Linked DNA regions of Homo sapiens: all the other regions are linked to region 1. A link is a loop called in an ENCODE intact Hi-C map of the cell type or tissue named here. Cell type or tissue: IMR-90. All regions are shown on one strand.

Region 1 (2,500 bases):
CTTTTCCTATTTAGGCTTTTAAACCAATTCCCATTTGGTTATTGAGAAACAGACTTCTGAAATGTAGGTTTGAGATGGATCATGGGCTGATTATTAATTGTGGAATGTTTGGATCTATGTTCCTAAGAATCTCTATTCCTCTTTTATCTCTTCTTAATTAAACATTTGGTTGGTGAAGAATGTGTTAGATAATCAGTTAGCTTATGTAAAAGTAAATGTTTATACTAGCACTTTTGAATGTTATGAATGTTAGGCTAAATGGAAAAAATGCATAGCTGTTTATATTTCATCTACTTTTTCTATAAAATGAAAATATTTTCTTCATAGAATTGCCATGTGAATATCTCTGTTAGAGTGCTGTAGGTTAACCCAGGAGCACATGAATGAATTAGAATTCCTCAGTGGTGGTTTCTATCCCAAGCTGTTTTTTCTTTCTTTCTCTCTGTTTTTAAACAAGAGAAGGGACCTCACTGTGTTGCCCAGGCTGGACTCAAACCCCTGGGCTCAAGTGATACTGAGTAGCTGGCTTTCTTTTTTTTTTTTAAGAATACACTGGGTATGGTTAGAAGTAAGTACAGTTGACCCTTGAACAACACAAGTTTGAATGAAGCAGGTCCATTTATATGTGGATTTTTCTCAACCTTAGCAGGATGCCAAACCCACTTATATGCAGGGCCAACTTTTCACACATGTAGATTCCACAGAGCTAACTGTGGGACTTGAGTATGTACAGATTTGGAGTTATACAGGCGGCTCTGTAACCAGTCCTCCACATATACAGAGGGATGAGTGTCTATACTAACAATAGAATGAGCAAATTCATTCTCTGATTATTACCACTCACTGTCACTGAAATTCTCAGTTAACTAGTTAATTCTTTTCCTAAGGTATAAATATCTAGCAGCTCAGGTTTTTAGGACCAGAGAACTTTGATACTTGAAAACTAGGGAGATCAAACATCTTATATATTTTCAGTTATTAATCAAACATGCTAAGAGATTTGGAACACTTTAGCCATAGCGTCTCATGATCACTGCCTTTTCACAAAATTCCCTGTGTTCACCTTACTCTATCAGACATAACTGGTATGTTTCTGTACAGGACCAGCCTCAAAGTTTCTTTTCAGCAGCAAGGGGGCAGCTGAGAACAATGTTTCCTGCAAGGCTCCAACTGTACTGGTCTATGAAAACAAAGTATTTCCCTTACTATTGACACAATTATGTTCAAAGTAGGAGAAAAAAAGTAAACTTTTAAGAAGATTCAGTACTATGAAGAAGAAACCTGCTGGGTGTTAAAATGATTGTGTTGAAGTATATTTTATGGAAGTTACTGTAGGAGAATGTTTTTAACACTCAAATAGACAGTTTTTCTGAGGTTCAGGATAATTACTGTATTATTTGATCAAAACAGTATAACAGATATTAGAAGTAACACTTGTCAAGCCATGGATTGAAGTCATGGTTAGTAATGTTTTTCTAAGGGAAGAGAACAAGTATTTTTTATAGAGAAGACAATCCTAGCTTTTTTTTTTTTCTTTTGAGATGGATTCTCTCTCTGTTGCCCAGGCTGGAGTGCAGTGGTGCCATCTTGGCTTACTACAACCTCCACCTCCCAGGTTCAAGTGATTCTCTTGCCTCAGCCTCCTGAATAGCTGGGACTATAGCCGCATGCCACCATGCCTGGCTAATTTTTGTGTTTTTAGTAGAGACGGGGTTTCACCATGTTGGCCAGGATGGTCTCCATCTCCTGACCTTGTGATCCACCCGCCTCGGCCTCCCAGAGTGCTGGAATTACAGGCATGAGCCACCGCGCCCAACCAATCCTAGCTTTAAACAGACTGTATTTTTATAAAAGACAGTGAATGGCGGTTTAAAAAATATATATGCATTGCATTTTTTTGCATTTGTAAAAAGTGATTTCTCATTAGTTTGCTATAAAAGTGCTGTTAGAAAATTATTGATTTCCACTCCTCCCTAGTCCCTTGATGTTCATTCAGGAAGACTGTTAGGACTGGCTCTCACACAATTACTATTAGGAGTATGTCTAACATTCTGTTTCGATTTTTCATTTTCAAATTACTGATTTATCACATTTTGGTGTTTTATATCAAGGAAGAGTAAAGACAAATGAACTGAATTAGATAATAGTAATTAAGATAACATCCTTTTTATTTTTTTTGTTTTGTTTCAATAGTAGGGAAAAGGAAGTTAATTTTATCTTGATGACTGTAAACTATGTTATGGGACAGGAATTTTGTTCTTTAATACCTGGATTGTTCTTTTTGCTCTTGCTGAAATGAAAATGAAATAATAAATTACCTCATGCTTGGTCTTCTTTCATCTTTCAATATAAAATATTCTAACAGTTTCATTAAAAAGGTGAGTGGCATCATTTCTTGTGCAGAAGGATGTAGACTTTTTCTCCCACTTAGGTTCTTAATTTTATTGGCAGAAATTATTATAATTGATACTACATTGGAAATTCAGAAGAAGATTCCAGA
Region 2 (2,500 bases), 72 kb before region 1:
CCTTTCCTTATATGGTGAAAACTCTAATAGTCTCTCTTCAGCGGAGCCACTGAAGGAAGATAAGCCTGTCACTGGTCCTAGGAACAAGACTGGTATTACTCTATCTCCTAACTTCTGTTATTTCTATTTCAGATTGAGCTTAGGTTCCATTTCTTAAAAGAAAATGCTGGATTAAATTTATGTTTATTAGGCTGGCTTGCTGTTTTTTAATTGGTGGACCTATATTGTTTGTTGTGAGTGATTACCGTGGAGAGGAAAGGGGAGAAATAATCTTTGGTTGTCTCTGTCTTTACAGGTGAAAGATACTTTAAAATAGACTCAGACCCCACCATCTTCAGGAGAGATTTCAAAGTTTCAGTTAAAGATAACTGAATGGAGCTATGACATTTGTTACCTCATTAATCTCTGGGTGTTATCCCGTGATTTTAGCAATTCTCCTTTACCAGTTAGTGTGTCCCATTCCCAAAACTGCAGCTTGGTTAGAAAAGGAGGTAACAGTTTAAGTACTTTTCTTCAGTTCATTCAGGTATATGTACTGTAGCTATGCTTAAACTCCAGTTAAAGATTGTTAATCGAAGTTAAGATAATGTGTAGAGAAAGGTGTGTGATAGAATCTGTTTTTTAGGGCTTGCGTAATTGCTTTCACATTGACTTGTGGTTTGTCTGGTTTTTCTCCAGAAAATGGACTGACTCCAAAGAAAAAAATTCAGGTGAATTCAAAACCTTCAATTCAGCCCAAGCCTTTATTGCTTCCAGCAGCACCCAAGACTCAAACAAACTCCAGTGTTCCAGCAAAAACCATCATTATTCAGACAGTACCAACGCTTATGCCATTGGCAAAGCAGCAACCAATTATCAGTTTACAACCTGCACCCACTAAAGGTACCTGAGCAGAATTTAAGGCTGTGTAAATTTATTTGGAGGGCAGTAAGGGTTGTGTCATATGATTTGTTTTAATTCAGGTTATAATTTCTGAGCACGTGCTGTTTGTCAGGAATGTCTTTGGTTATGAGGACGTTGCAGAGATGACTAATGTGTGGTTCCTGTCATAACAAGGGATATAGCTCTCCAGACCAGTTACATCTGATGGTTATTTTGAAAATCTGGGACACTTTCTTGGTGCCATTTTATTCTGGTGGATAAAATACAGGAACACAAATTTTAAGCTAGTTGAAGGCAGAGTTCAGGTCAGCCAGATTTTTGTGGCTGTGAACTTTTTTTGTTTTGAAGGAATATTTAAAATAATAGGGTCCATTTCAGGTGTGTTATAGCAATAGAATCACACCCTTAATCTCTGAGGAGGCTGCATGGTTTAGTAAACAGTATATTGACCTGGTCATGAGGAGACCTGAACTCTGCTTTCAACTAGCTAAGAATTTGTGTGTTTCGTATTTTATCCACCAGATGGCCTCATACACTTGTGATTCTATGAGAGGTTTATGTCATTATTGAAAGAAGTTCAAGTCTGAGGATTTGGTACTATTCAGATATGGGAGTCATTTCCGTATGGAGATCTCTTAGGTAGATTAGTCATCATTGTACTCATACTGATATCTGTATACACTGGGTACAAGAAAACTTTTGCAGCATTCTTATCTCTGGATTTAGTTTGTTGGCACCAGATATGACTAGGCGATAATGGGGTATGGGTTGTAAATAAACACCAATGTTACATTTGTACTGTATCTCCAATTGTGAATAGGTAGCTCGTTTTTTGGAGCATAGTTTTAATGAGGGTAAATTTGATAAATTTAATTTCCAGATACTCTTTTAGCTTTGTTCTATTACATGGTCATAGACAATATGACATTGATAAAAAGAAGACCTAGATGAGAGAATGGATGAATCAGTGAAAATTCATCCATCAGTCCCACCAAAAATAAACAGACAAACAAACAAACAAAAACCAGTTTGAAATGCCTGCTCTCTCAGTACAAAGTCAGAACTGCTGCCTTTTCCATCTGAAAAGTAGCATTCCTATAGAATAGGTATTCTTGTGATTTATAAATGTGTATTAAGGGTTCATGAACTCCTTGAAACAAAATGCAGGATTTAATGTATGTTCATATGTGGATTATTCTAGGGATAGTCTCCAAAACTTTCATTAGGATCTCATAAGGATCTGTGCCTTCCCAAAGGCTAAGAATTTAAACTAATGAAGAACCTCATTGTAGTTCCCATAAGCTATTAAAATACGTCTATACAAAAAGTCTGACATTAATATGACTAGCGTATAAAGCAGGGGTATTCCTAAGAATTTGCCCTTAGCAGATCATTGACTATGTTTGAGTGATGGAAGATCTTACCTATAATAAGAAGACAAACTGTTCTTTTCTGAGCAGTTTATCAGTTCCAGAAACCTGAATTACACATTATTTGAAACTTCAATACTTTCCTGTCATCTGAAGACTATAGTTATTTTTTTGTGAGCATGTGCTAATATGAGGAACTGCACCTTGCCTGTTTTTTTTCTTTTATTTGAGACAGAGTCTCGCTGTGT
Region 3 (2,500 bases), 170 kb after region 1:
AATTCTCCAAGCATTGCTGGGAGACAGGTGCAGTTTCCCCTATGTTAGAGATGAGAAAACAGAAACTCGGAAAGTGTAAGCAGTTAGACAAAGCCACAGAGTCTGGATTGGAACCGAGGGCTTATTTATTCAGAGCCAGTGCTTTCGAACACCAAACTATATTCAGGTTCCCTTAACCTTTCCATCTGTGAAGTGAGGGACTTGAACCAGTGCTTTCCAGCATATGACATGCATACTTCTGGGGGTACTTGAGACTATTTTAGGTGGTGTCCAGATATTCACTTTTAATTTTAATGACTATGTTTTTCATTTTAAAGGGTGTTAAGAAAAACGTAACTCAAACTCACACATTTAGGATGCATACAAATATAAAGGGGAATTGATTTAGGCTCTATTTATAGAAAAGTCAGTCCAGATGATAAGGCAAACATGGTGAGGGTGAGGACCTTCACAAATGCCTAAAGTTTGGGGATTACTGAGTCAGATAATATGCTCCAATGTTTTCTGGTTCCTGCAGGACACAGCAGGACCATGGCCTCCCTGAGCCTCCAGCACAGTGTCCTAGCTCTAGGGCATTTGGGACACAAACAGGGAGAGAAACAAACTGTCTTCAGGAGAGTTAATTGGTCAAGGCTCAATTTATCCTCTTTCTAATATCTCCCCCTTCCTTTTACATCTCCTAAGCATTCAAGGCTTTGATGTCAACATATTCCTTGAGTGAGTAGTTTGGCATAAATTGCAAAGTGGTTGGATGCAGATGTATTTAGTTAGGCCAGCACAGTGATCTCTTTGTTTTTAATTTGTGAATTTGAATGTCTTTAGGTTGGGCATGCACTCTAGTTTGCACAGACTTCCCCTCTCCTGATAATATTACCTACGATAACTACCAGAAGGCATATGAGTTTGTGACTCTTGGCTTAAGACCTTATTTCCCCAAGGTCAAAATCCTTAAAGGCCTGAAGAAGTAGTCCTTCAGGGCATTGAGCTCCTAGGGAGCCATCAGCACTGTGGGATTTCTAACACACCTAGAGTCTCTAATTCATGTGGAGTTTCTGTGCCAGCCCTGCAGATGAGAGGAAGTCAGGACAGGAGCCTTGCCTAGAGATTGCCATCTGCACAGCCTTTTAAGATTCTTTGATAGGCCAGGCACAGTGGCTCACACCTGTGATCCCAGCACTTTGGGAGGCTGAGGTGGGTGGATCACCTGAGTTCAGGAGTTCGAGACCAGCCTGGCCAACCTGGTGAAACCCTGTCCTTATTAAAATACAAAAATTAGCTGGACGTGGTGGCACGCACATAATCCCAGCTACTTGGGAGGGTGAGGCAGAAGAATCGCTTGAACCCAGGAGGCGGAGGTTGCAGTGAGCCGAGATCGCACCACTGCACTCCAGCCTGGGAGACAGAGCGAGACTCTGTCAAAAAAAAAAAAAAAAAAGAAAAGAAAAAAAAAAAGATTGGTAGCGCAGTGGCTGCTTTGCAATTTTCAGACTGGGAGTATAGTGACACCTGGTGTCTGGTGTCATTCTTCAAACCCAGCAAGTCCCAGTCTGAGCTCATCATTTCCATCCCCAAACTAGCTTCTCCTCCTCCCTCTCACTCCCCTGTCTGAATGAAGGCAGCCACCAGGCTGGAAACCTCACACTCATCATGATTTCTTCTGTCTCTTTTCCCATACCTCATCCCTCGCCAAGGACTCTCAGTTCGATTAGTGTTGATTTTATGTATTTCACCCCTTTATAGCTCGTAAGTTCACCTTTCCCAGTGCAACAATTTTCTAAGAGCTCTTACCTACACATCGCTACCAGGTTAATATTCTTAAAGAACAGTTCTGACTGCACCACTTCTTTGCCAGAAGTCAACAGCTCGGCACGGCCTTCTGGATAAAGTCCAACACCTCAGCTTGCCCGTGACTTGGACCTGGGCTACCCACTTTCCACTATCCCTGTGCTCTCCAATCATGCTCCAGGCTTTCTTGAAACTCAGGTTACAGCTTCCATCTGCATGGACCATTCTTTCAAGAGTTTTGGTTATGAAGAGAAGTGGAACGAAAGAGCCCATAAGAGAAGTGGAGAGGAAGAACAAATGGTAGAGGAGATAATCCAGAGAGGGATTTTTATTTCCATAGACAGATGTGATTTGAGCATGATTAGAGGCAGAGATTAAAGGGCCCACTGACGAGAGGTGAAAGATAAATACTGGCACCTACTGAACACCTTCTATGGGCCAGAGATTCAACTCTGTTTTACAGGAATAGCTCATTTGATCCTCTCAACAACCTTACAAAGTAGATGCCATTTTACAGATAGGGAAACCAAGGCCCAGAGAGAAAATTTATTCATGTAATAGCTAGAGAGAAGTAGAACTAAGATGGGAACCCAAGCCATTCCACTTCGAACCTGCTCTCTTCACCATTTCATATAAGAAAGAGGGAATGACAAGCAGAGCAAAGTCCCTTACAAGGGGGGAGGAGGAGTAATTCCAAGCATGGGTGGGATGGTCA

Evidence for each region. Hi-C counts contacts between places; a loop is a spot of excess contacts. Peaks named below come from ENCODE experiments on the same cell type or tissue, not always from the same donor. Only the 100,000 strongest peaks of a DNase experiment are listed, where the experiment ranks them.
Region 2: it touches region 1 in a loop (2.2-fold over the local background); 11 of 110 quality-filtered maps call a loop at or near these places.
Region 3: it touches region 1 in a loop (7-fold over the local background); 58 of 110 quality-filtered maps call a loop at or near these places.

What each region holds. Positions count from the first base shown.
Region 1 is chr1:161,863,640-161,866,139 of GRCh38, forward strand. The region is part of intron 14 of ATF6 (activating transcription factor 6); the gene reads left to right. Among named protein-coding and RNA genes, the nearest start is that of ATF6, 99 kb to the left of the region's middle. In IMR-90, a CTCF peak has its summit at 1,127; no DNase peak of the experiment used is centred here; H3K27ac peaks cover 410 bases.
Region 2 is chr1:161,791,446-161,793,945 of GRCh38, forward strand. It overlaps ATF6 (activating transcription factor 6), which reads left to right. Exons shown (of 16, transcript NM_007348.4): 5 at 1-92; 6 at 679-882. Among named protein-coding and RNA genes, the nearest start is that of ATF6, 26 kb to the left of the region's middle. In IMR-90, a CTCF peak has its summit at 1,417 (motif pointing right); a DNase peak (open chromatin) is centred at 1,476.
Region 3 is chr1:162,035,620-162,038,119 of GRCh38, forward strand. No RefSeq gene overlaps it. Among named protein-coding and RNA genes, the nearest start is that of OLFML2B, 13 kb to the left of the region's middle. In IMR-90, a CTCF peak has its summit at 1,513 (motif pointing left); a DNase peak (open chromatin) is centred at 1,532.